Regions from separate parts of the Homo sapiens genome. Here all the other regions are linked to region 2. Evidence: chromatin loops called from intact Hi-C (ENCODE). Cell type or tissue: PC-9. All regions are shown on one strand. Each heading gives the region's core, and the rest is flanking DNA. Links, peaks and the distances in the headings are about the cores only.

The links. A loop is a pair of places that touch in the nucleus more often than their neighbours do. Peaks named below come from ENCODE experiments on the same cell type or tissue, not always from the same donor. Only the 100,000 strongest peaks of a DNase experiment are listed, where the experiment ranks them.
Region 1: a loop joins it to region 2, with 12 times the contacts of the local background. A loop is called at or near these places in 7 of 110 quality-filtered maps.
Region 3: a loop joins it to region 2, with 7 times the contacts of the local background. A loop is called at or near these places in 14 of 110 quality-filtered maps.
Region 4: a loop joins it to region 2, with 2.8 times the contacts of the local background. A loop is called at or near these places in 28 of 110 quality-filtered maps.

Annotation. Positions count from the first base shown.
Region 1 is chr15:80,582,373-80,590,455 of GRCh38, forward strand. The region is part of intron 17 of ARNT2 (aryl hydrocarbon receptor nuclear translocator 2); the gene reads left to right. ARNT2-AS1 (ARNT2 antisense RNA 1) reads right to left here and starts at 2,185. Exons shown (of 2, transcript XR_007064732.1): 1 at 1,446-2,185; 2 at 1-389. In PC-9, for the core only: CTCF peaks have their summits at 3,397 and 3,601; a DNase peak (open chromatin) is centred at 3,469; H3K27ac peaks cover 2,974 bases.
Region 2 is chr15:80,451,336-80,459,418 of GRCh38, forward strand. It overlaps ARNT2 (aryl hydrocarbon receptor nuclear translocator 2), which reads left to right. Exons shown (of 19, transcript NM_014862.4): 3 at 6,594-6,641. Among named protein-coding and RNA genes, the nearest start is that of ARNT2, 51 kb to the left of the region's middle. In PC-9, for the core only: CTCF peaks have their summits at 4,676 (motif pointing right) and 4,877; a DNase peak (open chromatin) is centred at 4,556; H3K27ac peaks cover 567 bases.
Region 3 is chr15:81,103,467-81,111,549 of GRCh38, forward strand. It overlaps a transcript of CFAP161 not described here. Among named protein-coding and RNA genes, the nearest start is that of CFAP161, 27 kb to the right of the region's middle. In PC-9, for the core only: CTCF peaks have their summits at 3,206 (motif pointing right), 3,417 and 5,174 (motif pointing left); a DNase peak (open chromatin) is centred at 3,235.
Region 4 is chr15:80,509,037-80,517,119 of GRCh38, forward strand. It overlaps ARNT2 (aryl hydrocarbon receptor nuclear translocator 2), which reads left to right. Exons shown (of 19, transcript NM_014862.4): 7 at 4,875-4,940; 8 at 5,284-5,369. Among named protein-coding and RNA genes, the nearest start is that of ARNT2-AS3, 50 kb to the right of the region's middle. In PC-9, for the core only: CTCF peaks have their summits at 3,871 (motif pointing left) and 4,070; no DNase peak of the experiment used is centred there.

The DNA.
Region 1 (8,083 bases), core at 548-5,547, 130 kb after region 2:
GTAATTCCAGCTACTCAGGAGGCTAAGGTGGGAGGATCATTTGATCCCAGGAGGTTGAGGCTGCAGTGAGCCATGATCACACCACTGCACTCCAGCCTGGGTGACACAGTGAGACCCTGTCTGAAAAAACAAAAGAAAGAAAAATGCTGTGCAGAGCCCCTAGCACACAATGGGGAGTTGTCATCTGCTGCCCAGCCCTCCCCACCTCCTCCACTAACAGCAGCACGTCCGTCCCACTCAGCCCGAGGTCTTGGGGCACAGCATTTCCTGAGGCCATGCTTGTCCCTCCAGCCTTAGTCCCATTTACTTGCAGTGTGTCTCCTCTTCGTCTGTTAAGTATTCTCGCCACGTGGTTCACTGGAACCCAGTTTAGAAGCACAGCACCCTGTCTGAGGAAGGAGAAACCCCATAGCAGTTGCTCTCAAGTCAGCCAGGCACTCAGCACGGTTACCACCTTGAGCCCAGAATCCTGTTTCTCAGGATAGCATCCACCTTCCTGCAGTCACACGTGAGATCCTTCTCCACATCTGGTTCCCCACCCGGGTGTGGAGAGACCCCTTCACCTCCTCCTGAAGGTGGGCCTCATAGACTCAAGGCCTCCTGGGTACCTAGTCCTTCCCGGAAGCCCAGGGACCATCTGGCACCGATCTACTCAAAAAAACCTTCAGTGCCAGGCCCCGAATCAGCCCTGGAAGACAGGAGACCTGGTCCCCACCCAGAGAAGGACACAGTCCAGAGACTGGGTCAGGGGAGACAGACAGAGGTAAAGGGAGGCAGGCAGGACAGTCTGCAGGTGCGGCAGCCATGGTCTGCGTGGGGGCCCTTGTGGCTGCAGGCCAGGACAGTCGTTATGTCTGATGGGGTCAAGAGAGGCTTCGGAGCAGAGCTAACACGCAACCGTGGCAAGGTCTTGGAGCATCCCACTGTGGCCGTGACGAGACAGGTGGGCAGGCCACTTCCCTGCCCCAACCATCCAGTGCCTTTAGCTCCATGCCTCTGTCTAGTCTCCACTAAACAAATGCCAGGCCCTGAAGTATAAATGGAGACGGGACACAGGAAGGACGAAGCCCTGGGTTGAGGCCACTGCACCACTGTGGCCAAGAACAGGCTCAACACAGATGGGGCTCCAGGTTGGGTTTTTACATTTGCCTTTGAGCTATCTCACACTCAGATGATAATAATAGTAATGATAGCAGCCTGCCCTTAGTAGGTACTTATTATATGCTAGCATGTAGCATTCATTCAGTGCTCACAATAGCCCTAAGAAGGAGATACCATTATTATTCCCATCTCACAGATAAGTAAACTAAGGCACACTGAGGTCAGATAACTTACCCAGGCTAACTTACTATAGCTGATAATAGCAGAATCATGCCTTTGGAGCCAAGAATCAAAGCTGGGCAGTACATCTGAGACTGTGTTCCCATCCACTACTCTGTACTTACCATCATTTTCAAATCCATTCACAGGGGACCTCAGAATTAAGCAGGAATTGGATGTCCCAGCAGATGGCCCTTGATGTACATTCATGAGAAAGGGGCTGGAACCCTTCCAATGAGGGCATGGAAAAAGCATATAAAATCGAGAAATGAAGGACTGAGAAGTTTCTTATGGCCTTGCCATCAGTGCATCATGTGTTACCTTTGGCCACAGCTATTTGAGTGGAATAGGATGCAGGGAGAGTGTGTTGAAAGCCAGGCTGTGGTGGAGTGAACAGGTGATAGAGTGGAGACGAAGCTGAGCAGGAGAGCAGGAAGGGAGGCACAGTCTTGGGAGGGAGAGGGAGACCTCGAGGCGAGGGGTTGCTGTCATCGTCTGTGATGAGTACACTGCTGGAGGAAGGCTCCCAGTGCAGGCAGAGGGGACCCAGCATAAGGTGTTGGGGTTCACATCAGAGGTGTAGAGGGGCCTGGAAAATGGGTGGACACCAGACCCCCTTCTGACCACAGGGTCAGCTTTTACTCCACAGGGCTTCAAGGAAGTGGAGTGCTGGCTGGGAGAAGAGGGCAGGCTTTGGTTAAGGACAGAAGAAAGAGGGTGTGTGTATGGTTAGGAAGAGGACCCAAAGGGTTGTTCGTTAGTGAGGATGGTTACTCCCGAGGGCACAGTGGGAAAGGGTGCAGGGAACAGAGCAGGTAAGAATGGGTGAGTGGAGAAGGAACAGAGCAGGTAAGAATCGGTGAGTGGAGAAGGAACAGAGCAGTCTGCCCCATTAATGGTCAGTTTCATTAATTATTAAACACAAAGCAGGCTTAAAAAACAGGCCGTGTTTACATTTGCAATGGACACACACCCTAGCCCAGCGTGGGCACATCTGAGTGGCTTCCCAGTGCCCTCTGTGCAGCCCTGGGGCCTATTGGTGTGGCACTGATGGGTTCCCAGTCCTGACAGCACCCCACGGTACCTGGCCTCAGTTCATTATCCATGGCCAGAGCCCAGAGAGATAATGCGGTTGATCCCAGCCTCCTGCTTCTGGCTGGCTGGAGCAGGCAGGGGATTTGGAATGCCTGCTGAGCAGACTTGCCGGACGTCACCCAGTGGTGGACCAGGGGCAGACATCGAGTTGTGACAAGCATAGCATGTCACTTTTGAACAGTGCTTCAACTGTAGCAGACTCCTCAGGATAGCTTTGTAGACTGAGTTTATACATTGAGTGAGAAAAAACGCCCCTGCCTGGGTCTCAGCCCTTTCTGTGAAACACATGCTGGTTTTGTTCAACGAGCTTTCAGGAGTCAAGCCAAAGCATTTCTTCCATTTCAGACCTTTCACGTTATCTTGAGCTTTACTGCTGTCATAATTGTGTTTCCAGTCTTAGTATCATTTTCATTTTGAGTCCAGTCACAGCAAAAACCTAGCCATTTGAAATGTAGCATCCACTAGGAAACTACACAGTCCCATTACTTAAGCCCTGAAAAATCCAAGCATTTATTCCCTTAACAAAGTAAGTGGGGAAAGTGTTGTGCCTGTAGGGCCCAGTCAGGAGACAGAAACCATGGCAGTAATTTAAACAGGAAAAATTTAAAGATTTTGTGACTAATTAAAGGTGGTTAAGAAGGACCCTGAGGAATACAGGAATAATAAATGTGGGCAGCAGCTTCTACCTCTAAGGCTAAGGGAAAGTAGACAAGACAGGAACTAAGAACTTGGAAGAGGAGACCCCACCCCACAAAACCTGAGGTTCAGCCCTTGTTGGAGAATGTGCATCTGTCTTGGTAACACACTGTGGATGCTCTGGACTGCAGTGGGTCTGTAAAAGCAGCCTGCCCACTGACTGAGACACTCAGTAGGGGGTGCAGATGGACCAGAAATGGTCTACACACCCACCCCACCAGGTGGCCAAGAATTTCCCCAGGGAGTGCCCGCAGGTAAAACTGACTCACAGGAGGCAGCCTCTGGGTGGTAGAGAAATGTGCTGAAGAGGGAGCACCCTGACATCCTGCACACTGCGTTAGACACACTGCAGGAGGAAAGAAACACCTGATCCAGGAAGAGAAGCCACTTCTCTGCAGTACCTCGCTTGTCTCTCCAGCGTCCTCTGCTGAGAAAGCCTAACGCTGCACTCGCTGACAAAGGAGAAATGTTTGCAGGGTGTAGTTTCAGTATCATGAAACAGGGCAAAGAAGGATGGATTTAGAGCCAAGAGGCAATAAATTGATAACTGGCAAGAATGTATATGACCTGAATCCTCAAATTGCTCAGTTTCTTTTCATCTCAACTACTGCCAGGCATCTGCTTGTTGATATTACCTTGTTTCTTGGAGAAATGCAGGGAGCCAAGTGCACAGGTTGCTTAAAGAGAAATGGCTCAAAGGTGCTGTAGCAGACCAGGTTTCAATTCCTTGACTTGCTCCAAGTGTGGCATACACATACGTAGGATCTAAGTTACATTATTTTCTTAGCAGCATGATTTCCAGATATATTGTCTTGGCAAGCAACAGCATGTCCATAGCTCCTTGTTCCCCACATGCGTCTCAGTTTAGGGTGAGGTCTCTAAAGCAATTCATCCATGCATGACACAAGTCAGATCAGGTCGATACAGATTAAATCAGGTCACAATAGATAAACAACTCTGGGGATGAATGTCTTTTACAAAGCTCGAGAAACACATCCAGAACACATTGCCTTTTTGTAAAAGAGCCATGTCCATCCCAGCCTGCCCCACCTAGCCCATACTCACTTTGGAGAGGAGAATTGAAAGAATTTGTTATTCCAGGCTGGGTGTGGTGGCTCATACCTGTAATCCCAGCCCTTTGGGAGGCCGAGGTGGGTTGATCCCTTGAGGCCAGGAGTCCAAGACCAGCCTGGCCAACATGGTGAAACGTTGTCTCTACTAAAAATACAAAAATTAGCCGGGCATGGTGGTGCGCGCTGAGGCAGGAGAATTGCTTGAACCTGGGAGGTGGAGGTTGCAGTGAGCCGAGATTGCACCACTGCACTCCAGCCTGGATGACAGAGGAAGACTCCATTTCAAAAAAAAAAAAAAAGGAATTTATTATTTCAAAAATATCTGGAGTGAGAAACGAAAGGCATAATTCAAAATAGGGGAACAGGGTAGACTAAGCACAGGCAGGGAGCCAGTAGGATTTTGCTGATCTGAAATGTTTGCAGACACCATGCACCCTCTTCCTCCCCAGCTCCTGCCCATAAAGCTCAGTCCCGGACATTTTTACCAGTGAATTATGGGGAATTATAGACCTCTCCATCCCTAATACTAGTTAGTGTTGAAAAGGTGAGGCCTTAGCCAGAAGGCTCAGGAAGACTGTGATCCTTGCTGTAAGGTGCGTTTTTCTTCTGCCTAGAAGGCATTTGTAAGACAATGAGCTGCCCTTTGGTGCACCTTGTTACTTTATCCAGCAGGGTTTCTCAGTGTCAGCACTATTGACATTTTAGGCTGGATAATTCTTTGTTGTGGGGGGGCTATCTCTTCCTTATAGGGGGTTCAGCAGCATCTCCCTGCCTCTACCTACTAGGATTTCTCTGTTTATGATAATGACAAGTGTTTCCAGACATTGTCAAATGTCCCCCTTGGTTTGGTGGGGGGGTGGGGTTGCGCAAAATCACCCGATTGGGAACCACTGAGCTAAACCCAACTACATAGGACTTCCAAGCAGGACTTCAAGTGAGCCTTAAGTCTTAGGGCAATTTCCAAATCAGCTGAACCTCACAAGAAAAAATGTTAATGAGAGGAGAATGATAGCATTGAGCTTCAAATTTTTAAAAAAGGAGGATGTCATCCCTGCCTCTGTGACCTAGGAAGCCACAAGCTCCTCAAGATTCTGACCCGTGGTCTGAAAGCCCACACAGCTGGCCCAGGTGTTATCAGCCCATAACACAGTCTATCTGGGCTGGGAGGTGGCCCATGCACAGAATTATCTAGGCACAGAGAAGGGGAAGGATGTACATGACAGAAAGAACACATGTGCAGTAGCACAGAGATGTAACTGCATGTGGCTCATGGGGGACATGCAAGTATTGTCATGTGACTAGGGCAAGAGGGGCTGGAATTAGACACGAAGTGGGAGATGAGGCTAAAAATAGGTCCAGATCGTGAAGGATCTTCATGCCAACATCCAGAACATGGATGTTACTACATAGACCGCGGTCAACCACTAAGCAGTCTGTAAGCAGTGGACTACTGTTGGAGGGAGATCACGCCAGTAGCTGTGTGGTTATGGGGGCAGTGGGTGTGGCCATGACTCACAGCACTGGTTGGGGCAGTGAGAATGGAGGAAAGCAGGTAGGAGTTGAGAGATGGTATTTAGGGGAGTGGGAACTCAGCCGACCCCAGCCTGTCAATACCACCAGAAGTGCAAGTTTATCATCCCTAGCTCTTCCCACTCACACCCCTCAGCACAGTCAGTAATCAATCAACAAGCCTAGGCACCTCCTTCTCCATCACATCTCAAATCCACCCACTGCTCTCCAGCTGGCTTTTGTTCTGTGTTTTGAGCCACTGTCGTCTCTTGCAAGGATTGCTACAGCAGCCTCCTCCCCTCTGGCTCCTTCCCTCTCCTCTTGTCTACCCCATTCCTTTCTCGGTTGGTCTCTTTCCCTCTCTTTTTGTCCACCCACCCATGGACCATACACATCTGTGTGCTTCCTGCTTCTGCTTAAAAACCTTCAGTGTTTCTCTGTTGTCCCCAAAATTGGTCATACTGACAGTGTGGAACCTGACCCCTGGCTTACCCTCCAGCCTTATCTCTTATGACTTGCCTGATCTCACTCTATTCCTCTTCCATCCTGAGCCACCTGTAGATGCCCGGATGAACCAAGCCCTTTTTCACCATCAGGCCTTTGAACAGACTGACCCTTTTCTCTAGAATTATTTTCAACCTTACCTCCAAGCCCTATACCGGATTAATTACTAATTCCCCTTCTGGTGTCATCTGAGATCTCTGAAAAACCTTTTCTACTTGTCATGGCTAGTTAGGTATCCCTCGTAAGCGTTTTTATTCTAGTTCCTCTGACTCTTAGAGCAGCTCTCACCTGTGCAGAATTGCCTGTTTGCTCCCTTTCCCAACCATGCTATATGCTTGTTGAGAGAGGAACGATCTTATTCTCCAGTGTGTGTACAGTACCAGCATGGAGCCCACGTCAGAGCAGGAGCTCAGGAAATATTTGCCAAGTGAATAAATGAATGAGTCAGTTGATGAGATTAGAAGAGGTTATTTCCTTCTTGTTTGTTGACGAGAAGGAAGGCCTGACTCAGACCCCTGCTTTCAACATATGTTAAGAGATAAGGTCACTTACAGTAAGGACCAGGAGGCACGTGAGAAAGAGTAGTGTAAGAAGTAGCAGAACCAAAATCAAGTTCAGTCCTAGAAGTCAACAAGATAGTTTCAAACAGAATGATCAAGAGTGTTGGATACTCAAGAGAGATTGAGAAGAATGGGCACTCTTCAAATGCCTATTGGATGGGGCCTGGCAGTAGAGTAATTGCACAGGGTTGAGAAGGGAGGGAAAGGAGAAGATGCTGTGGGGTGGGGGTGGCTGTAAATGTTGATGGCAAAGGGAAGGAGAGGTAGGTATGTACTTTAAGGAGGAAGGGCTGAGGGCATTGATTTGTGATGGGCAAGCCCCAAGGAAACCATCATTGCAGCAGCATCCTGGGTGAGCCTGTGTGGCAGTCATCTTCCTGAATGCATAAGGACATTCCCCCAGTCTACCATGCCCTTCCTTCAGCACAGGTGGCTATGTCCCTCCACCCTTCTGCCAAGCAACATGGACCCACTGAAGGCCCCATCTTGTGCTCAGCCTCTGCAGGCTTCCAGAATGGGACAGGTGCCTGTCAGGTGGGAATTTCCTCGTAGCTCCAGCTGGCGATGCTACTGTTTTAACTTTGCCACAGTTGTGGACCCAGCCTTCCCTCTGCTAAGCCAATTAATGAGGCCAGTCGACACGATTCTATGAAAGAGTTCCTCCTGGCCCTTGGGGTCTTGTGTGGGATCATTAGGAAAAGACATTTCACATAGGCAGATGAATTTTTTATAGCAGAATCCTATGTGCACAGTAGATTTAAATCTCTCTTATGCTAAGGAGGGGAATGTACCCTGCCTCAATTTTATAGAATTCCTTACCAACTATTGTCATCATGTAGAGTTTGAAAAGCACCAATGGTAAGGCATTAAAGGGACCTTATGCATTTTATTAAAGCCCTTTATGTCTCAGGCATTATATATGGGTGGATGGGTGGGAGAGAGAGCGAGGGAGAGAGAGAGATTCTTCTCCCTGAACACTTTCTAACCTGGCCTCACATTAACGCAGTGCCCAGGCTGGGGGTTGGGTGGGGCCTGAGGCTTCCCCGTGGCCAGCATGATCGTTGGAAAGAGTAGTATGGGACAAGATGGGGCTTCTCTTGCCACCCAGAGCTTGACAGAGAGCCCATTATCTCCAAAATGGTACTGAATGATTTGAAACAAGAAAAAAAGCTTCTAAGATTTTTGATGTTCCTTAAAGGTATCTTCTCTGAAGGTATTTTTTTAAGCCTCCTCTTTGGTTGAATCTCAAAAACGTTTTTAGACAAAATTCCACTTACTGGATCCTCTTTGGTTGAATCTCAAAAATGTTTTTCGACAAAAAACCAC
Region 2 (8,083 bases), core at 2,080-7,079:
CCCCTGTGGGCTGCAAAGATTCCACCCTGGTGCTGTCCATTCTTTCCTCCTTCAGAGATGGTGTGCAGGAATTCCTTTCAAAATAATTGGCTAAATCTCAGTGCTTGAAGACCAGACAGTTGGCATTGTCTGCTGCTCTGCTGGTGAAGGTGGTAATAATACTAAGTACTATTGTTCCAAGTGTACTTGTTCTGATAGGGCCAGAAATGTCATCACTCTTGAGCAGATGGAACCAAAACTGCACCTATTCATGATCCATAATGTTTGTGGCTGTACACAGACCTGAAAAACCAACCAACCAACCAACTAACCAACCAACCAACCAACCAACTACCCACCAACCATCCAACCAACCAACCAATCAACCAACTAACCAACCAATCAACCAACCAACCAACCAACCAATCAACCAACCAACCAACTACCCCCCAACCATCCAACCAACCAAAATCCTGCAGGAAAAACATGATGGACATTTTCAGACTCAAGATATCACCTAGCCCCTTTCTCCTGTTGAATCTATTTTATTTTCGATGCACTATTTGATAAACAAGGTTTCTCATGAAGTTGAATCAATTTGTACTTTTAAAGCAATTTCTGATAACACACAGCTCCTTGGGAATGCAACTGTCTGGTTACAGCAGAACCCACTTCTCACAGCCCAAGGCCTGCAGGGTGTGCCCGTTTTTAGGTGGTCCAATATGATTCTTAAAGGGGGCATAAGTGGAGGCAATGGGAAGTATCAGGATCTGGGATGGAGTGTGGCTAGAATGCAAAAGCATATTCAGCCTTGTAATTTTAGGTTGGAAAAAAGACTGTTATGTGTGTTGTATAGTCTCTAAAGGAGGGCCTGAGATTTTTATGATGAGGGAGAGGGTTAAAAAGCCCAGCAGCAGAGCTCAGTGGTTATGCCAGCTTTCCCTGTATTCAGCACGCTCACTTGCACTCGCTGGGTGCTGATACAGCCACTTCTCTCTCTGCAGCTGCCACCATCTTTACAGCAGAACCAGCAGAGCTATAATGAGCAGTGTTGGTGCCTGGGGCAAAGCTCCACAGATCAACTCTGTAATAAATGATGTGGCTCACCGCTGGGGCTTCCTGCAAACCCAGCCATCCGATTTCAACCAGCCATTCTTGCTAACTAGGTGCTAAACTCAGCAGTTGCTAAAAGAAGACAAGAGGTGTCAACTTAATTGATTTTTTTTACAATTCCAGGCCTTTTAAAATTATTTTAAATGTCTATGTGCACTCTAACTCGCATTCCCTGAGGACAGAGCCCCATTGCTTGCCCAAGTCCTTTTCCAGAAGAGGCCAGCACAGGGCTCTGTGAGGAGGGAGGTGGGCTGAGTCAGGACCAAGTCCAGGCAGAGATGCTCAGGCCCAGCCTAGTACTTACAGGACCAGAAACCGTCTCTGTGCTGGGAAGTCGCCTCTGAGCCTCTGCCAGGAGTTTCCTCTTCCCCTCCCGTAGGGCCTGGGCTGCGGTGAGCCGAGGCTGCTTCCCTCCTCGGCCTCCATGTTTCTGACCCCAGCCTGGTGTCCACACCCTGATTTGTGGTTGCTCCCCGAGCTGATGATTTGACTGGGGACCCAGTCCCATTTCTTTTTATTTTATTTTTAGAGACAGGGTCTCGCTCTGTGGCCCAGGGTGGTCTTGAACTCCTGGCCTCAAGCAATCCTCACACCTTGGCCTCCCAAAGTGTTGGGACGACAGGCATGAGCCACTGCATCTAGCTTCAGTCCCATTTCTGAAGAAGTCCTGCACCACTGTGCTTTCCTTCCCGGGTCACACACACAGCGTGGCACTGGAGGCAGATGTGGATCCTGAGCAGGCAGAGACAGAGCCTAGCATGGAGTTCCACTTAAAGCCAAGGGAATGAAACATCAAGAAAAGCAATGAGAGAGGAAGGAGGATGAGCAGCAATTGCTGACAAATCACCCAGGGGCAAGGGCAGGACCTGTGGAAGGCAAATCAATGGGCTTGACCTCTCTAGGGTGCTTGTCCTCCACCATCCTCACTCCTACTTCCTTTTCCCTGCCGGAGGGAGGGGGCACACAAACCATGATTCCACTTGCCAAGCCTCAATGGCTTAGAGATGTATCCTGTGTCTAAGCAAAGAAACCTCCATTTTTACAGGGCCGTTTCCATAGTAATTCTTGCATCTGACGTTTTTACATGTTTTGCTGAAATTCTATGACTGAGGCCTCCGCTGTTCTAGAAGCTCATGATAATAGCTCCTTCAACCACAGCCTAAACACTTAACTAAGTACAAAGGAGACCCTGATGGAAGTCACTCACTCTCATCGAAATGCAGGTAACCCCATGGCAGGCCCCTGCTCCTGTGCCATGGCACGCATTTCCCACTGCCCTCCCTACTGATGGCATGGTGTTCTTCCACCTCCCTTTTCCATCTGAGAATGTGGGACATGGTGGAGAGACTCAGAGAGAGAGGGGAAAGAAGAGAGAGGAGGAATGGGGGTGGTGGAAGGGGGTAGTGGCATTGGCAAGGACCTTCCCACACCCCCATTCCTTGCCTAGGTCTTCCCACTCTGACCTGATTATTCTGATGGAGGGAAGTATCCCAAATTTCCAGGATAACCCCCCTTCCCACCCTAGTGTTCCAAAGCCAATTAGAACCAATGTCTTGCAGTTGGGATCCTCCAGGCCTCCCGCCGGGCCTAGCACTGTGGATCTTCATGGTTTAACTTTCTTCCCATTTCCCTGACAGCCTTCATCAGTAAGTGTCTTAGCGAGCTGCCTGCTCTCCCAGCATTTGGGACTCAAGGTGGAGGTTCCAAAGTCCCAGATTCTTTCAAAAGTGATTCCACATGCGTGGGAGAAATGAGCTGAAGCAAGTCACCTGGAATGCATGTTTGTAGTAACCTCCCTGATCTCAGTGACAGGGTGGTGAGGGGTGGGGGGCTTCACTGGGGCAAATTCAGTTGGGGGAAGCAGCAGTGGCTAGTTAGGGTTTGTGCCCATCTCAAAGCCAGCTTTTGATGGGTTGGAGGGTGGAGGCTGAGGGCAGGGATGTGTCAGTCCCTTTCCACTTGGAGTCCGATGCTGGGCTTCTAAAATAGCATCACTGAGGAAAAACTATTTTCAAGTTACTTATAGCCAATGGACTATTTTCAAGTTACTTGTAGCCATCTCCCTCTAAGGTAACCCTGGGAGCTGCTGGAATGTGGTCAAATTGCAGGTATATTTATGTAAGCAGCTGTTTCTCTTGGTGAACTTTTATGTGCTAGCATTGCTGCAGTCTGGGCTGGCCAGTCCAGGCTCTGAAGGAGGAGCATTTTCCAGCAGCCCTTGACACTTCACTTGTTGCAGAAGCTTTGGGTTGGCCCAGGATCACTCCTTTACTGTCACTGTGGGACCAGCCCTTTTATCTCACTAGAGCATAAGTGACTTCTGTTTAGAGGCTCGTATTTGATGAAGCATTATTATGATTACAGTCACCGTCAGGGAGCTTCACTTCACTCACAACTAACTGCAAGTTCAGAAATGCTTATCATGGCTTTCTGTCGAGGCAGGCATTCAGGCTCATCGACGGAAAAGTACAGTAAAATGCATTTTCAGCCCCCTTTTTGAAGACTCTTCTATCATCCATTCACTGTGTTGAATTAAAGTGAGTACAATAGGACTTAAAAGTCATATTTTGATTTCTCTCCTTTATTATCCAGATGCTGCTGTGTAATAGAGACACATACAAGATATAAAACAAAGGATGATTTACTTAGACTTATAGAAAAGAAATAGGCACAGCTTATGGTAGTCCTATGTAAAGTAGAGAATCCAAGATGGTGATAGCAGTCCAAAGCAGCAGCATCTTGGCAGGTGTGGCTCTAAAAGATCCTTTGTGTCCTCCAGGGTTGCATTGTTTTCCATGTTGCTGATGAGCCAGTGAGACTGTTTTCGGGTGGATTGAGTCATCCTGAGTATTTAAACATTTGTGTCCTGATTTACCTCCTGGTTCGCCTCCGAATTCCTAGAGCTGATGGCTGTACACATGCACAGGTGTGAGGCACAGGATCTGGGTCCCTAATTTTCCCAGACAAATGCTGGTTCCCAAGTTCCCGGCGGACTTCAGAAGACTCTGGCTCTGGAGCAAGGCCATCTCTTTCTCATACCCTCTGCTTGATTGAGCCACAGCTGACCTGGCCAGCGTGGTATTATTTACCATGGGGCTCACTTCCTTATCTGTCTGGTCCCACAAAGGGCTGGGTAAAGAACAGAACTCTTTGCAAAAACAAAAGTGACCAACCATCCTGGTGTGTCCAGGACTTTTCCAGTTTTAGCACTGAAGTCCTAGATCCCAGGTATCTCCACTCCTATACTGAGAAAATCAGGATGGTTGGTCACCCTAAACACCCCGAAGATCATGAAGGCTGAGGACAGAGGGCTGGCTTATAAATTGCATTTTGCAGGAGTACTGACAATCACACTCATACCAACTTGAGCTAAAAGGAATTTTAAAGATAACTGTATGTCTCACACCCACTTGTGGTTTTGTTAAATGCTTGCATGAGTTCTTTGGAATGTTGAAACTGCTATTTCTTTTTCTTAACGCTGAAATGTTTTTGACAGCACGCACGGGGTGTTAAATAACCTTCATGTGGACGGCAAAATCGCTCTTCCCCATGGTGAACACTAGGTGGCAGCGTGGTTCTGCGGCTCTGCAGAACACCGGGTGAATTTGGTTACAGCATTTTTGGTGCTTACCTTCGCGATGTAATTTTCCGAGAAAGGTGGGGTGATGGCTTAGTAATTATGCAGAATATTGATAGCTTTGATTCGTTTAGAAAGTCTTGCATTCAGCTCCCACTTGTCCACAACATCGGCAACTCTAAAGCTGCTGCCCGGTGCCTGGTTTCCCAAACTACCTTGCAGAGGTGTGTGTCTGTCTCTCTTAGTGGTGTCTGTAAGGCCCTTTAACTGTACTTTTTTTTTTTCTTATCACTGTTCTACCCCATCTCCTCTTCTTTTTGTGCGTAGGTATTTCTGTTATCATTACTGTCATCTTTTCCAGTTATGTAACTCCTTTTGTTCTTATACTGTTAGTATAACCCTTGTGTCCGAGAACCAGAGATTCCAAATTAGCAGGGGATCCCGTCAGGTCATTCCAAACAAAATAAGGCCAAGATTAGGACTTTGGCTACGCAGTACATAAAACAAAACAAAAACAAAAGATACTAATTTTAAGAAGAAAATACTTCTTTGCCTTACCTAATTCCAGTCCCTAGGTCCCTCAGTTTGCACCTAAACCCCTAGAGACTAGGATTTGTCTTGTTGGGAGCTTCTTGGGTGTGCCCATGCAAGGATGGCTCGCCCTGTGTAATCTGCCATTTCCTGGTAACCTGGGTGTCCTGTGCCTTCTCCAAGTCACTCATTAGCCACTGAAGCCCTGCCCTTAGAGCCTGAGGGTATGGGTCACCCTTACTGGGAGGCCAGCAGCTCTAGAATCTGTAGCAGTGGTCATTTAATACACACTCCATTCTGATACTGAGCTGTTCAGGCAAGGAGTTTCTCAAGCCAGGCTGCCAGGCAGGCTGGCCTTCCTTCTCCTTGAATTCCATGGGAACTGTGCCTCATCCAGTCCACCAGGACTACAAAGAACAAGATGGGGAATGCAGGGACTCTGAGACATTCTCTCCAAGGAGCTCCACTCACGTGGATGTCCAGGAAAGCTCAGACATCTGTATCATTTTTCATTTTGTTTCCCCAAGGACTCTGGGTACACTTGACACCAATTAAGTACCCCCTCTGCCCTAACATGTTTAGGAATTGTGTGAATTACCATTACAGAGACATGATTTTTTGAGAAGAGTTTGAGGTATTAGTTCAACAAATATCTATCAAGTCTTTTTGTCTTATGTTTACACTGAGAGGCCCAGTAAAGGGTGAATCTGAATAACTACTTGGTGAGTTTCCACAAGCACAGCTGATTTGAGTAGCTTGAGCCCCAAACAGCCATTTTCCCCTCAACAGCCATGTTTGTGGTCCTGGATTTAATAGGGCAAAGTCTTAAATGTCCTTTTCACTTTGACTCATCAAGACCAGCCACATTTTTAAGCAGTACAACCGGTAGTATTTCTCTTTCCCTTGTGATCCCTTCACCCTGAAAACTTCTGTTTTCAAAATCCCGTGAGCCTTTTTAGGCTCTTAATATACCACAAGATAAACTAAGAAAAAAGTCTTAATGTGGAATAGGTGATGCAGAGGGGTGCAGGTATTCCCAAAGATGGTGAGAGAAAAGGAAGAGACACCTTTCCATCATAGCCAGAGCAATCCATTGTCTGCTAAGAGTTCTAAGAAGGGAATGGCATATAGAGTTCTGGAGGGGACTAGTTGATACTTAAATATTCCCAGCCATAGAATTAGTGGTGCTTAGACTGAAGACCTTTCATTTTGCCTCTTCTTGTCTTGAACCCGTTTGATGACTGTGTAGAGATATTGCTTGTAGCACTGCCAAAGGTTGGGATCAATGGATAGCAGTCCTAGTGAATAAAGCTCCTTTTGTTCCAGCAGCTCCTGTTACCAGTTAAAATGTTCTCCTAATAATCAGTGCTCACTTGTGATCTTGACTTTTCAGAATGGACTTCGATGATGAAGATGGTGAAGGCCCCAGTAAATTTTCAAGGTAAGTTTATTTTATTTTCCTTAGACTTAAAGAAGGCAATAGCCAGCATTCACCTTAGAAAGATACAAGAATGTAACGTCTTTTGTCATTGCAAAAGCCATTGCCTGCAGTTTGACTGGTCCCTCACTCTGTGGCAGTATTTGGCCCAGTGGCAGCTAGCTATTAGCGACCCTGCCACATCCCAGCAGAGATGATCAAAAGGTAAGTAATAAGTTATTAACTCTGTTTGCTTTATAAGAAATTAATGTCAATTTTAAGGATTCATTTTAAAAAGACAATAGGGCTTTTTAAAAAGTATTTTTAAAAATTCCTATGTCTTTTAAAAAGGAATCTATTAAAATTAATATTCATTGCTTATAAAGCAAACAGAGGAATTCATTCTTCCTGAAAAGCCCTAGAGTTCAAGTTTAGAAAAAACTGTCAAGATAAGTCTTTTATTGCTACCATGGAAAATAAGAAGAGATATGAGAAACCAGGCAGCTGTGTTCTGGATGCAGGATAGAAAACTGGGTTTTCAGCTCCTAAGAACTGTATTGCCCCCTGGCCACGTGACAGCATCTTTATCTGGGCTCTGCGGGGCCGTCCTGAGTGCAGACCACCTCATGGAAAGTTTGCTGGATCATGAATGTCCATGGGTTATACACATTGCATACGTGAAGGATAAGGCAGGCCCAACCCCATGACTGTGTCTTTTTTTTTTTTCCATTTTGTTTAAGATATGGTAGGAAGTTTGGCAGTGTTGACAGGAAGGCACAAATCATTCCATCATTCTTAGCAAAATTCACATCTGTACCCACTTACCTAAGGAAGGGCCTGCCTTGACATTCCTCTCCACTAGCCAAGCCTCCAAGCCTTCCTAATTCTTGGTCATTGATGGACTTGAAAACTTGCCATGGGTGACGGTTGCTTTTCTTCTGTATCCATGCTCCATAGTTTGGACTGATGGCCTCAGTTGTTTTTGGAGGAACCACATGCATATTGAGTTCTGGGCCCCCTGAGTTACCCTAGTTTTCTCCCCTCATGGTAGCCATTTTTGGTGATGATTCCTTTTACAAACTGCATTGCGATTGTGAGTTCCACACACTTTTCCACCAGTCCAACAGGGACATGCATCTCCTTACTTCCCAGGGATTCCCAGAGTCTCCAAGTCCATAGTAAACTCGCATCATGCCATACACTTTCGTCCCCAAAATCTTTTCCTTCCGTCTTTCAGCTTCTGCTTTGGTTGAAACAGTAGAGAGGAGATGGAGAACATTTTGGTCACTAATGACCTTGGAGTTTCGAATCAAAACAGGACATGAGTTTCAATAACAAAAGCATGTATTGTTTTCCCTCGGTGCAGACAGAATGGCAGCTTGGACATCCACCCATTTCTTGGGATACACTTTAATAGCAGGGTGTGCTTTCTTGCTGAAATGGAAACAAGGGCACATATCTCCCTG
Region 3 (8,083 bases), core at 1,254-6,253, 650 kb after region 2:
ATAAAAACTCAAGAGGAAAACAAAAAAAACCCAAGAGGACTGTGAATTTGGGGAGCTTATGAATAGAATAGCTGACCACCTGGAGGTTCCTGGAGGGTGGTGTGCCCAGGAAGGGCATGGAAGCGCCGCGTCCCGTCCCCCATAGCTCGCCATATGCATTTCTTCACCTGTATCCCTTGCAGTACTCAGTATAATAAGCTACTACCTGTGTTTACCTGAGTTCTGTGAGCTGCTCCAGCAAATCTCAAACCTAGAGGGGATTATGGGAATCCCAACTTGAAGCCAGAAGGTCACATGCTCTGGAGGTCTGAACTTGCAACTGGTATCTGGCTTGAGGGGTAGTCTTGGGAACTGAGTCCTCAGTCCATGGGTTCTGACACTATCTCCGGATAAATAGTGTTGGAATGAATTGGAGGGCACCTAGCTGGTGTCCGCTGCTTGGTGAATGGGGGAAAACCCCCTCATGTTTGGTCACAGATGTCCTCTTCTATGTTGATGGTTATTGTGGTGGTATGAGAGGTGAGGAAAAACATGATTTCAGAGAGTTTTTCCCTAAATAATTACTATCCCCATTTTCCAGATGGGAAAATAGAGGCACAGAGAGGAGAACAAAAACTGCTCAAAGGTGACAGAGCTAATAAGTGATGGAGCTGGTTGTCAAGTGCTTTTCCACTAAAGAAAAAGAATGGGCAGCCTTCTAATTAAGTAATGAAAATCAAAATTTTTTTCTGCAAGGCAGAGAAAGTAGCAGTAGAATTCAGCATGGAAAACAGGGACTGGTTCAGTCAAATGCTGCCAGGAGGCATCCACAGACAGGAGCTTTTAGCCAACTTCAGTTTTCGCCTTCAATTTTCCCTCTAGTGCAGTGAAGCTGGGAAGAGACTAGAAAGCTGTGACAGTGAGCATGGGGCAGTAGGGACTGCTTCCTAGGCCTTACCCAGGTCGTCTGAACTGAACAGGAGCGGGCCAAAGTTCTGGCAGCTACTTTAAAGACAGCAAGTATTCCACAAGGAGCTGCAAGGAAGGTATCCTCTCCCATGAGTGGGACTTAGGCTGTGCCAAAGGGATATGGTATCCAAGGGAGTTACAAGGCATCCTTTTGATCTTATTTGGAAGGTTCTAGAAAGATTGCATTTGGATCTCACAGGCTGAGGAAATATATAAAAGAATTCTTTCCAAATATCTTATATCTAAGTCTTAAGTTATTCCAATCTGAAAGTGTGGAAAAATCATCCCAAATGCCACTAGTCAGAGGTTATTTCCAATCCCAATCTGGAAAACATTCTTCCAGGCATCCCTGTAGGCTTCTATACATGGGTATAAAATTTTACATAAATGGCACCTACTGTATATGATATTCTCTAGTTTGCTATTTATATGGCATGTTGGTTTTCTAGGGCTGCTGTAAGAAATTGCCACAAACTTGGTGGGTTAAAACAAGGGAAATATATTCTCCTATGGTTCTAGAGGCCAGAAACCTGTTACCAAGATTTTGGCAGGGTTGGTTCCTTCCGGTGACTCTGAGGGAGAATCTGTTCCATGCCTCTTCTGGCAGCTTCTGGCGATCCTTGATGTTCCCTGTCTTGTAGCTGTGTCACCTCAATTTTTTGTCTTTCTTTTCTTTTCCCTCCCTCCCTCCCTTCCTTTCTCCCCCATACCTTTCTCCCCCCTCCCCTCCCTCCCTCCCTCCCTCCCTTCCTTCCTCCCTCCCTTCCTTTTTTCCTCCCTCACTCCCCCTCCTCCTTTCTCCCCCACCCTCCCCCCTCTTTCTTTCTCTCTCTCTCTCCTTCCTCTTTCTCTTTCTTTCTTTTTCTTTTTTCCTTCCTTTCTTTTCCTTCCTTTCTTCCTTTCTTTCCTTTCCTTCTTCTTTTCTTCCCTCCTTCCCTCCTTCCTTCTTTTCCTCCTTCCCTCCTTCCTTCCTTCTTCCCTTCCTCCATTCTTCCCTCACTCCTTCTCTTCTTTCTTTTCTGAGACGGGGTCTCACTGTGTCACCCAGGCTGGAGTGCAGTGGCCCAATCACAGCTCACTGCAGCCTTGACCTGCCAGGCTCAAGCAATTCTCCCACCTCAGCTTCTGAGCCAAGCAGTCAGTGGCCACTGGAGAGGTTGGTTGGCAGAAGTGGAGGGATAGCAACTTATCTGAGACAAATAGAGGAGGGTTTCCTGCAATTCTGGGGAAACTGAGACCTGCCTATTGCAGCAGCTCATGACTAATGTATTAACACTTCCGGGCTGCTATGAGATCCAGATGGACAGGCATTTGAAGGCTGACGCAGGCAGAAGATTATTAAGTCCACGTGATGTGCAAACACAGGTTTTGGAGGATGGGTAGCTGTGTATTTCCAGTGAATAAAATTTATGATAATATGAGTGTTTGTACTGTACTACAGATGGTCCCAGGAGTGTGAAAAAGAAACTGAACAATTCACTGATGTGGCAGGTGCTTTCAAATATCCCCTTGTCTATCAGGCATTGTCGCTGGGGCTAAGGCTATGTCGATGAAACAAAAAGACCCCTGTCTTTATGGGGCTTACACTAGTCCAAGTTGCTCATTGCTAAGAAAAATTGCCCATAATAGGGATTTGCAGAGAAAATGCAAAGTGTCATGAGAACCAGGGAGTAGCAGACAGCTTAATCTGGGCTGGGGATGTTGCTGAGGGAGATGACTTCTAAGATGGTCTTGATAGATGAGTAGAAATCACACGGAGAAGAAGGGTCTTGAGAAAGTAAATTCAAATAGAGTTAAAAGCAAGGGCAAGAAAGACATAGTTTGGGGGAGTCTCAAGGATTTTGATATTTTTAGAACATAATGTGAAACAGGATTATTTGCAGGAGTGAAACCTAAGACTATTGCAAGTAGACAATAATTTAATAGGCTTCCGACATCAGACTGACGGGGTTTCACCGTGTTAACCAGGATGGTCTCGATCTCCTGACCTCATGATCCGCCTACCTCGGCCTCCCAAAGTGCTGGGATTACAGGCATGAGCCACCGTGCCCGGCTGGCTTTTAACCTCGGTGTTTATTACAGTGAGAGAAGATGTATCATTAGTTCCAGAAGCAAAGGTTTACAACTCCCTTTGGAATCAGAGACCCACTTGTAAACTGGAGTCTTCTGAACTGAGCCTGGAGAACACCTTGCTGTCACTGCATCATTTTTCTAGTCACAAATCAGAAGCTGTACCCACGAATTGCCACATGAGGGCACACTTGCCCAATTATGAAATTAAACACGCTCTTTCAAAGGTCAGGGAAGCCCTTGTCCTAAACATTTCTTCTGGATGAGACATTACTTTTGAGCATGAGAAACAGCCCAGTGTGGCTGTGTGGTGGCTCAAGCCTGTAATCCCAGGACTTTGGGAGGCCGAGGCGGGTGGATCACTTGAGCCCAGGAGTTCAAGACCAGCTTGAGCTACATAGCAAGACCCCATTTCTACAAAATATTTAAAAATTAGCCGGGCGTGATGGTGTGCACCTATAGTACTAGCTTCTCAGGAGGCTGAGGTGGGAGGATTGCTTGAGCCAAGGAGTGCAAGGCTACAGTGAGCTGTGATCACACTATGACACTCCAGCCTAAATACAGCAAGACCCTGTTTCAAACCAACCAAAACAAAAAACAAGCCCAATGCGACTATCTAAAACCTGCAAACATCTGCTGAATGAGGTGCCTGGAGGAATTTGAGCAGAAAACTGGTTCCCATTCTTGGTCTGCTGTCAGACTTTTCATAATAATAAGCAGTAGTATTTACCGAGTACTCACTGTGTCCTAGGTACTGTGCCAATGTGTCACACACGTCATCTTACATACATATCCACACTCATCATATAACGTGAGTGAGGTTATTTCTCCATTTTACAGATGAGGCAACTAAGTCATAGACTGTGATTCCACCCAAGGTTTACACAGCAGGTGAGTGCTTGGTTCTGCCATTTGGATTGAGAATATCTGACTCCAAAGCCTGTGATTTAAATTACAGAGGCTGGGCACAGTGGCTCATGCCTGTAATCCCACCACTTTGGGAGGCCGGGGTGGGCGGATCACCTGAGGTCGGGACTTTGAGACCAGCCTGGCCAACGTGGAGAAACCCCATCTCTCCTAAAAATACAAAATTAGCCAGGTGTAGTGGCGTGTGCCTGTAATCCCAGCTACTCAGGAGGCTGAGGCAGGAGAATTGCTTGAACCCAGGAGGCGGAGGTTGTGGCGAGCCGAGATCATGCCATTGCACTCCAGCCTGGGCAACAAGAGTGAAACTCAGTCTCAAATAAATAAAATAAAATAAAATAAATAAACAGAGCTGGTCATATAATATTGAATTATTTTCTAACCTCTTGTAACGGAAGTACCCAAATAAAACTGATGTGTATAAACATGGTCTGAGACCCACAAATGCTATGAACACATGAGGAAGGCTTTATTTTTCAATGTTTTCTTTCTCCTTTCCTCCCCTCTTATCACATTTTTTTTTTTTGATGGTGGGTTTTAGTTCTGACTCCCATGTTAACTTATGTTTTCCCATACTATCTCTGCACTTCCGTTTCCTCGTCTGTGAAACTGAGACACACCCTATCTTCTCCCATCAGCTTAAGGGAACCGGAGAAGCTGACGGTTTGGGGAAATGAGTCTGCCTTGATACCCTTCTGTGCACATTCATCCAGTATCTTTAAGTTCCTGGAAATGGTCTCTTTCTTAACTTTACCCTATTGTACTGTAAGTGAATAATTGCATTGCTTCCAAACCTTTTATAATTGCTGACTTTTAAATTGCAGAAAAATAGAAATGGACCCAAACAGATTCATTCTTGTTGCATTCTGAATCTTATATTCAATATGTGAAATGCTTTTATTTATATTTTTCTGAAGCCATAAGGGCCAGCATTTTTTTTTTTTCCCAACCAGCAACAGGAGATGAATGGGTCAATGAGAATCAGATGAGTGTTCCCACAGTTGTGGCCAGATAAGGGGTAGGAAGTAGAAAAGGCCCTGGACAAAAAGTCAAGTGACATTAATTCTAGCCCCTGCTCTTCCTCCTGAGGGGCTTGTGGTCCTCAAGGGTTTGGACCCACTCTGGGCTTTTATTTTCTCAGCTGTAAAATTAGAAGGGCCAAACTAGATCGGTGGTTTTCAATCTATGCTCTACAGATTCTTAGGGCCCTCTGGTGGGGCAAGGTGGAAGTTTTGGCCCCAACTCACCCTTTGAGTCTATCATAAGACCACCCTTTTTAAATCTGTGAGGCAACTTCAAAAGTTCTTGGGAAAATGTAATTAAAAGGTAAAAATAAAAAATATAAGCTTTATTTCTCAACATAACCTCCATCATATTCAAGACACTTTTGTAAGCAATGTTACCAGCCATTTAGTCCAGCTGTAAAGAATTGAGGTTCCTGGGAATTTAACCATGTCAATGCTGTCTTTTTTACATTATTAACTGAAGAAAAAAGGGTTTCCTTTAAAAGTTTTTCAAGATTCGGAAACAAAAAGAGGTCAGAAGGAGCCAAATCAGGACTGTAAGGTGGATGCCTAATGATTTCCCATTGAAACTCTCACAAAATTGCCCATGTATGATAAGAGGAGTGAGCAGGAGCATTGTCACGGTGGAGAAGGGCTCTCCAGTGAAGCTCTCCTGGGTGTTTATCTGCTCATGCTCTGGCTAACTTTCTCAAAACACTCTTATAATGAACAGATGTTATCATTCTTTGGTCCTCCAGAAAGTCAACAAGAAAAATGCCTTGAGCATCCCAAAAAACTCTTGCCATGACTTTTGCTCTTGACTGGTCCACTATTGCTTTGACTGGGCCACTTCCACCTCTTGGTAGCCATTGCTTTGATTGTGCTTTGTCTTCAGGATCATACTGGCAAAGCCATATTTCATCTCCTGTTGCAGTTCTTCAAAGAAATGCTTCAGGATCTTAATCCCCCTTGTTTAAAAGTTCCATTGAAAGCTGTGCTCTTGTCTGCAGCTGAGCTGGGCACAATGGTTTTGGCACCCATCAAGTAGAAAGTTTGTTCAACTTTGCTTTTTTCGGTTAGAATTGTATGTGCTCCAGCCTGGGCAACATAGTAAGACCCTGTCTCTACAAAAAATTTAAAAATTAGCTGGGTGTGGTGGTGTATGCCTGTAGTCCCAGCTATTCAGGAGGCTGAGGCAGGAGGATCACTGGAGTCCAGGAGTTTGAGGCTGTGATGACCTATGATTGCACCATGGCACCCCAACCTAGATGACAGGGTAAGACCTTATCTCAAAAAAGAATTGCGTAAGTTACCAATTGAGATGTCTATGATGTTGGTTATTGTTTCTACTGTTAATGTCAATTCTCTTTAATCAGGGCATAAAGAAGATAATATTTTTCCTTCCAAATTGATGTGGATGGTCTACCACTGCAGGCTTCATCTTCAACATTGCCTCATCCCTTATTAAAATTAATTATTCATTTTTAAACTGCTGATTTCTTTGGGGCATTATTACCATAAACTTTCATAAAGCATCAGTGATTTCACCATTTTTCCACCCAAATTTCTGCATAAATTTGATGTTTGTTCTTGGTCCAATTTTAGCAGAATCCATGTAGCTCTGATACGAGATCTTTGCAAACTGATGTCTTATCCTTCTTAGTGCCTCAAAATAGATCCTGTTCAGACATTCAGTACAGGTTAGTGTGAGTTTGTTTTGGTGCAAAATTTTTTTAAATCCATGTATAGTTTTTTCATAAGATGTGTCTTCCATGAACTTTTTGAAGACCTCTCATATTTGTTTTATGTAATTGAATTCTGTCTTGCTTTTGTTTAAAAGAAGTCTCCCCTGCTTAAAAGGGGGCAAAAATTTAAAAAATTTTCTGGTGATTTTGAAGGACAGCATCCTCCTATAACGAAAATATCAGTTAAAGGTCTCTATGTTTTTTGATATCTAGAATAAATGACTTGAAGCCCCCCACTCCCTCCATCCCCTTTATGCCACTTAGAAGTCTGAAACCCTCCCCAGGATATCTGTGAATTTCCAGGAGGGTGCTGTTCTCCTGGTCACCCTTGCCTCTGGGTGCTTCTGGAGAATGCATCACCACAGATGGGAAACTTCATTTCTTTTCACTCTCTTAGGCAGACTGAGACTAAACACTACTCTGGGTCCATGCCGGCATTCCCATACCCACCAGAGTGTTAACTACAAAAGGGTTTCCCTTTTTAGAAGCCAGTGGAGAAAGTAAATAGTAAGAAATCTCTTCCGCTCTCAGGATTTCATAGTATAAGCAGGCATATTACCCAAGTGGTCAGCTTCGGTGGAAGGGGACTGGAGACTGACCACCAGATGATCAAGGGCACTAAAAAGGGGATGCAAGACCTTAGGCTCATAGTCCTGTTCCTGGGGACGAATGCTGGGCTCTGGTGGCCATGCTGGGCTGCGGAGAAGCAAAGGTGCATTGTTGGTGTGATATTCTTTCCCCCAGGGGTCTGCTAGAAGCTGAAGGCAAAAATAGATGGAGACAAAAAAGACTAGGAGACCCTTTCTATGTAGAGACATCACTCTATGTTCTTTGCAGAGAATAGGAATACGTGCCTTTGATCAGATGAGCTATTAAAAAATGATTATGTAGTTCTGTTAAACTGGATTATTTTCAATATCCTGTCTGCTTTTTCAAAGGACTGTTATTTAGTGGGAAAACATTGCTGAATTCCTTTCAGAGAAATCCTCCCTGTACTGACCCTTCGGCAACACACCTTACACATGTAACTACTTGTTCAGAACAGTCTTCTCCTTCTGACTCTCCACAAAGGCGGGGACCATGAGTATCTTATTTCCCACTGCATCCAGAAGGCTGAGCACAGTGCTTGACGCACAGTGAATTTTGGTTGAATGAACAATTGAAAGGATTTGCCCATTGCAGTGTCATTTTTCCAAGACCTGACAATATCACTTTTGATTCTTTTCTTATTTAGTTCCACCTCCTTATCCCCGCTGCCACTGCTTAAGTCAGCACACGGCATCACCTCTCCTGGGGCTATCTTTAACTAGGCTTCCTGACCCCCTACCCTGGCCTGTCTGCTTTAAATCCAGGCAATGGCCTGTAGCCCCAGCAACCTTCCGAAAGCTCTAC
Region 4 (8,083 bases), core at 1,705-6,704, 57 kb after region 2:
TGATGTGAGGTGATGCCACTCATCATTCATTTATTTAGTTATTCAACACATTTATGTTAAGGGCCTACCTGTGCCACGTGCTCTTCAAGGTGCCCGGGAGTCAATGTTAAGTAAAGCAAACAAGGCCGGGTGTGGTGGCTCATGCCTGTAATCCCAGCACTTTGGGAGGCTGAGGTGGGCAGATCACCTGAGGTCAGGGGTTTGAGACCAGCCTGGCCAAAATGGTGAAACCCTGTCTTTATTAAAAATACAAAAATTATCTGGATGTGGTGGCACACACCTGTAATCCCAGCTACTCAGGAGGCTGAGGTGAGATGATCGCTTGAACCCAGGAGGCGGAGGTTGCAGAGAGCTGAGATCGCGCCACTGCACCCCAGCCTGGGTAACAGAGTGAATCTCTGTCTCAAAAAAAAAGAGACTAAAATAATAATAATAATAATAATAAAGCAAACAAAACCCCTGCCTGCATAGAATTCATTTTAGTAGGGGTGATACAAAGTAGACAAAAGTACCAAGTAAATATATGGAACATCAGATGGTGGTGAGTGCTATGGAGGAAACATAAAGCAAACTTAAGTGGGAGTAGGAAATAGCAGATTTCGTTAATTTCCATGTTATATAGGGTGGGAGGGGAAGACATCACTGATAAGGTGACTTTTGAGCAGAGACCTAAAGAAAGTGAGTGAATGAAACAAGGGAATGTCTGGGCAAAGAGAAGGGCAAGTAGAGGGAATAGCAAGTGCAAAGGCCTGGAGGCAGGGATGGTCTTGGCATGTTCAAGGAACAGTGAGAAGGTCCTTGTCTCAGAAGCAGAGTGAATGGGGTACGGTGCAGGAGGAATGGGCAGAGATGTGGTTGAGAGGTAGTGGATGTTAGGTCGTGTTGACTTTACATCGCTTCAGCTTTTACTCTGCATGAGATGAGAGGTCCCTGAAGTTGACTGTGAGAGTTACATGTTCTGAATAACATTACTAAAAACTGCCCCGGTTTTCTGTGGAGAGTAAACCTGTGGACAAAGAAGAAGGGTAGAAGTAAGGAGGTTATTGCAATGATTCAGGTGAGAAATGTGATTGTGGTAGAAAGTGCTCAGATTTTGAGTGTATTTCACAGACGGAGCCAGCCTTCAGGCAGGGTGTGAGGAAAAGAGAGAAGTCAAAGGTTCCGCTAAAGTCTTTGCCCACTCAGTCGGAAAAACTGAGTTGTCATTCTCTAAGATGGAAAAGGTTGTTGGGGGGAGCTGGTTTGGGGTTGAGGGGAATTCCAGCATTTTAAGGTTAAGATGCCTGTCTATAAGAAACTTAAACAAATTTACAATAAAAAAACAAGCAACGCCATAAAAAAGTGGGCAAAGGACGTGAGCAGACACTTTTCAGAAGAAGACATACATGCGGCCAACAATCATATATAAAAAAAAAGCTCAATATCACTGATTATTACAGAAATGCAAATCAAAATCAAAATGAGACACCATCTCACACCAGTCAGAATGGCTCTTATTAAAAAGTCAAAAAGGGCCGGGTGAGGTGGCTCATGCCTGTAATCCCAGCATTTTGGGAGGCCAAGGCGGGCAGATCACGAGGTCAAGAGATCAAGACTATCCTGGCCAACATGGTGAAACCCCGTCTCTACTAAAAATAGAAAAATTAGCTGGGTGTGGTGACGCGTGCTTGTAGTCCCTGCTACTCGGGAGGCTGAGGCAGGAGAATTGCTTGAACCTGGGAGATGGAAGTTGCAGTGAGCCGAGATCATGCCACGCACTCCAGCCTGGCAACAGAGCAAGACTCCATCTCAAAAATAAATAAATAAATAAATAATAAAAATTTAAAAAGTCAAAAAATAACAGATGCTGGTGAGGTTGTGGAGAAAAAGGAATACTTACACAGTATTGGTGGGAATGTAAATTAGTTCAGCCATTGTGGAAGACAGTGTGGTGATTCCTCAAAGACCTAAAAAGAGAAGTACCATTTGACCCAGCAATCCCATTCCTGGGTATATACCCAAAGAACTATAAATCATTCTGTTATAAAGACATATGCATGCATATGTTTATTGCAGCACTATTCACAATAGCAAAGACATGGAATCAACCTAAATGGCCATCAGTGATAGACTGGATAAAGAAAATGTGGTACGTATACACCATGGAATACTATACAGTCATAAAAAAGAAAAAGATCATGTCCTTTGCATGGATGTGGATGCACCTGGAAGTCATTATTGTTAGCGAATTAACACAGGAATGAAAAACCAAATACCGCATATTCTCACTTACAAGTGAGAGCTAATGATGAAAACTCAGGGACACATGGAGCAGAACAACACACGCTGGGGACTTTCAGAGGGTGGAGGGTGGGAGGAGGAAGAACATCAGGAAAAATAACTAATGGGTACTAGGCTTAATACCTGGATGATGAAATAATCTGTACAACAAAGCCCATGACACGAGTTTACCTGTATAACAAACCTGCACTTGAACTTAAAAACTAAAAAAAAAAAGATGCCCACAGACACCTAGACGGAGAAGATGAGCAGACAGTTGGACATGTAGTTCTGGAATCCAAGGAACAGGTTGGGGCTGAAGATATGGACCTGGGGATTGACATCAATAAAATGGTATCTAAGGCCTCAAAACTGAGATGCATGTGAAATCTCGTGGGAGGTGGGTATAGACAGAGGAGAAGACAGAGGACTGAGTCCTGGGGCTTTCCTGCCTCAGGGGGTTGGGGAAGAACCAGCAAAGGAGACTGAGAAGGAGCAGAGAGGCAGGTGGGAGGGGAAGAAGAGAGGGCAAAGGGAACAAGAGAGGGCGAAGGAAGTTTCTGGAAAAAAGGAGTTATCAAAGGCCAAAGGCTACTGATGAGCCCTGAATGTGAGCCCTGAATGTCCATCACTGGACCTCAGAGAGAGAACCAGCAGGAGATATGGCATGTAGGATATACGGCACGTAGCAGCACAATGGAACCACTTACTAATGTCACCCTCACCTAATTGCGTGCCACAGGATCTGTGACTTGCACTGGGGCGTCCGTTGCGTACTATGAATTTCCAAACAATAGGTGCTTTAAAATAAGTATCTATTTTCCCTAATTTAAAGTAATCTTTTAAAGCAACTACACTTTTTAAGCAAAACCTGTTTATGTACAGGCTGGTTGGTCTCCCTCAGATCACCAAGGTTGCCTGTGCTGAGGGGAGACCTGCTTCTCTCACCCACTCCTTGGGCTCTGAGAACTGGCAGAGACCATTTGTTCTGTTTTACGAGAAATGGCCCTTCAGGGATTTGAGCCTCGCTGTTCTTTTCTCTGAGTCTCCTCCTCTCGAGGCTGAGCCTCTGGAATTCTTGAAGGCACAGATGAAATCCTCTTCACCACCTGCCTCAGGTCACAGGATGGTGCTGGAATGACAGAAAGCACGCATGTCTCCATTTAACTTAGGACTGGGTCCCCACAGACTGCCTGCCCCTCTTTCAGCAGCAGGGGCAAGCTGGGCAGTGGGATCCACTTGCATTGCTGTGCATCCAGAGATGAAATGCCATCAGTTAGTGTAGTCAGTCACGGCATGTTTGTCCTGCAGTGCTTCTGTGAATAAATGCCTATCCTAGCTTAGTAGACATTGAGTAGAGCACCAGCAATACAAATCTTAATGGTACCATCTAAGCAATTCCCTTATGAATAAATTGATTGAAAGTGCCATAGTATATCATTTCCATTAGCCCATAAAGCCATTATCACTGCCCCGTCAATGAAATTCATGCAGTCCCTTCCCTGCCCTAGTGTCCTTCCAGGGAGCGTGATATTGGTTGCTCTTTGAAGTGCCAGGTCCATACTGCCTGTGTTTACCTGAGAGGTGGGCAGTGCTGCCATCTACTGAGAACATAACATTTTCCTCCAAATGAAACAGCTATTTTCAGTAAAGCACTGGGCACAGTCAGCCAGAAAAGGGCAGAGGGCCAAACATTGCTGGGCAGCAATGACATGGGGTGAGCCTCCTGTGAAGACCACACTAGTGCTGGCAGCTGTCTAAGGTCTCAGAGTATAACTAGACTCTTATCCCTGCTGTATTGAAAATTAAGATATTCAGGATATCATTTGTGATGTAGTTGGGAAATGGAAATGCACATAAAAAATGGATATACCAAGCAGCAGTCAGAGCCTGGCCATGGTGCAGGCTTTGGGTGTTCAGCACCTGAGATGCTGAGAGGATCATTGTAAAGGGAGGCAGGAAAGGTTGTCCCAGAGTGTACAGTGTGATGCCACCATCCCCTGCCTCCCAGATGGGGACTCACAGAAAGACCGGATTCTCTACCTGTTTATCTCTCATCCCCACGCTCTCCTCTGCCATCAGCAGACTTCCAGCTGTCTGGTTGTCCCTAGTGCTAGAACAGTGTATGGGAGGAGAGAGTTTCCACAGCTGTGATGCTAAAGCCTGAGAAGATGTTACTGTTCATTAACTGGCAACATCTGTTTTAAGTTGATGTCACTGCTCAGGCCTGAAGGGACATTATTGCTGTCATCACCCTCTTCCCTTCTTTCCTAAAAGCCATGGAGTTCCACTGAAATGATCTGCAGGACTGAGCATGGCCAGGTCTCTCCTAGAGTCTTTCTGTAGGTCTCCAGCTCCTGGACTGGGCCCTGAAACAATTTCAGTGTGTGTTGTAATGTGGGTCACACTCTCCTTTCTTCAGTCACAAAAAAAAAAAAAAAAAAAAATCAAAGGCATGCAGGTCTGCTTCTGCACTTTTGAAGAAAATTGGCTATAGGCGTCACCTGAATAAATGTGTAAGCATCAATTAAGGCTCATCTACTTGATGGCAGCACCATATATTGAATAAACTTGCCTGGGTCTTTGCTCATTCTAATACACTTGTCACATCTTAGGTGTGGAAATGCTCCTTTGGACCACCTTCCTCTAAACAGAATAACCACCATGAGGAAAAGGTTCAGGTCAGTATCTCTTCCGATGTATATTTTGGGACTGTTCTGGTAGATAGTCTAAACACCCTAAGCTAAGCAGCCTAGATTAAAGAAGGGGCTTAGTGTGGTGAGGACCAAGAGAACCAGACATCAGGGTGGCAGTGGCAGAGATGAGAGAGAACAGGGAGTTGGGTGGAATTTATTTTTGATTTTCAGACCATGTGGGAGGAAGGAACACAGGATGGTGAGGAGTCAAGATTCAAAACCACAAAGGCAGACAAGGGAACCCAGTAGCTTAGATGCCAGAGGAGTCATCAACATCCTTGCCTCACCCTCATGTGATGAAAACAATTTCACAAATGTTCTTTTTTAGGAATGGCCTTGGCCCTGTGAAAGAAGGAGAAGCCCAATATGCTGTGGTCCACTGTACAGGATACATCAAGGCCTGGCCACCAGCAGGTAAGGAGACCTGCATGTAAATTCCACGGGAACTGGGTGCTGCTCATACCTGACCATGGTGTCCTGTTAGAGAAGTATTCTCATAGGAATAGGTAGGAAAATATTCTTATTTTTCTTTGTGGTTAGAACACAATGATCTTTGTAATTGGAAAACATCCTGCTACTTGAAACAAAGGTTTCTGTAAAGAGCTAATTGTGCAACCAGACGCAGTGGCTCACGCCTGTAATCCCAGCACTTTGGGGGGCCAAGGCGGGTGGATCACGAGATCAGGAGATGGAGACCACCCTGGCTAACACAGTGAAATCCTGTGTCTACTAAAAATACAAAAAATTAGCTGGGCGTGGTGGCGGGCGCCTGTCGTCCCAGCTACTTCGGAGGCTGAGGCAGGAGAGTCGCTTGAACCCAGGAGGCAGAGGTTGCAGTGAGCCAAGATTTCGCCACTGTATTCCAGCCTGGGCAACACAGCAAGACCCCATCTCAAAAAAACAAACAAACAAACAAAAAACAAAAAAACCCACAACTAATTGTACAAAGGTGATTGGAGTCTTAGCAACTTGTTTCTAGGTTCTGTCACCCAGAGCATTCTATAAAGTCAGAGTGGCAATTTGAAATGATGAGTGTATCTAAATCATTACAGAAATGCAAATAAAAGCCACACTGAGATACATCGTATTCTCACTAAGATGGTTAAAAGACAGGTAACAACAAATGTTGATGAGAATGTGGAGCAACTGGAATCCTCATACATTGCTGGTGGGAATATAAAATAGCATAGCCACTTGGGAAAACAGTTTGGCAGTTCCTGAAAATATTAAAAACAGAGTTACCATATAATTCAGCAATTTTCACTCCTAAATATACAACCAAGAGAATTGAAAATGTTCATAGCAACATCATTCATAATGGCCAAAAAATGGAAACAACTCAAATGTACACCAAGTGATGAATAGATAAATAAAATGTGGTATATTCTTGTAATGGAATATTATTCAGGAATAAAAAGCAATGAAGTATTGATACATGCTATATTATGGACAAATCTTAAAAATGTCATGCTAAGTGAACAGAGTCAGACACAAAAGGCCACATATTATATGATTTCATTTATGTAAAATGTCCAGAATAGGCAAATTCATGAAGACAGAAAGTAGATTTGTGGTTTCTTGGTACTGCAGGGAAGAATGAGGAATGACTGCTAATGGATACAGTGTTTCTTTTGGGGGTGACAGAGGTGTTCTAAAATTACATAGTGGTAATAGTTGCACTGCTATGTAACTATATTAAAAACCACTGATGTGAATTATATATCAATAAATTTGTTCCTAAACCAAAAAAAAAAAAAAATACAATGTTAAACAATTTTTTGTTCACTTTATGGCCCAGAATGTAGTATATATATCTCAGTAACTATTTCATGTCAGCTTGAGAACAATGTGTATACTGCTGTTGTTGGATGAAGTATTCTTTTTTTTTTTTTTTTTTGAGACGGAGTTTCACTCATTACCCAGGCTGGAGTGCAAAGGCATGATCAGGGCTCACTGCAACCTCCACCTCCCGGGTTCAAGCGATTCTCCTGCCTCAGCCTCCTGAGTAGCTGGGATTACAGCCTCCCACCACCACACCCAGCTAATTTTTTGTATTTTTAGTAGAGATGGGGTTTCACCATGTTGGCCAGGCTGGTCTTGAACTCCTGACCTCAGGTGATCCACCTGCCTCGGCCTCCCAAAGTGCTGGGATGACAGGCGTGAGCCACCGCACCCAGCCAGATAAAGTATTCTTTAAATGTCAATTTGATCAAGATGATTGATAGTGCTGTTGAGGGCAACTATGTTTTTATTGACTTTTTTGCCTGCTCAATGTAGCAATTACTGAAGGAGAAATGTTGAAATCTCCAATTATAAGAGTGGATTTTCCTGTTTCTCCTTGTAGGTCTTTTTTTGCGTCACGTATTTTGATGCTGTGTTGTTTGGTGCACATATGTTAGGGATTGTTATATTTTCAAAGAAAAGTGTTCCTTTTTATCCCTGATAATTTTCCTTGCTCTGAATTCTGCTTTGTATGAAATTAATAGAGTTTCTTCAACTTTCTTTTAATTACTGTTAGCATGGTATATCTTTCTCTATCCTTTTACTTACAACTTAACTGTGCCTTTATATTTAAAGTTGGTTTCTTGTAAACAACATATAGTTGGATCTAGTTTTTTAATCCACTCCCATAATCTTTTAACTGATACATTTAGACCAGTTACATTTAACATGATTATTGATATAGTTTGATTGATAGCTACCATGTTTTCTATTCATTGCACTCATTCTTTGTTTCTTTGCCTCTTTTTTTGCCTTTTTTAAGTTTCTTTAAAAATATTTTTATTCTTTGCCCTAAGTTTGCAACATACATTTACAATTATTATATACAATTACAAATATATATATATATATATATATATATATCCATGTTCAAAAAATATTATGCCACTTCATGTATAGTGCAGGCACCTTATAATAAAATCTTCCTTCTTCTGTCTTTTCATTTCTTATACTATTGCTCTCATTCATGTCACTTATGTGAATGCTATCATCACCCAATACATTGTTACTGTTATTGCTTTGAACAAACAGTTATCTATTAGATCAATTTAAAATAAAATGTTTTATTATATCTTTATTTATTCCTTCTCTGATGCTCTTCTTCCAAGGAACTTATTTTAGTATTT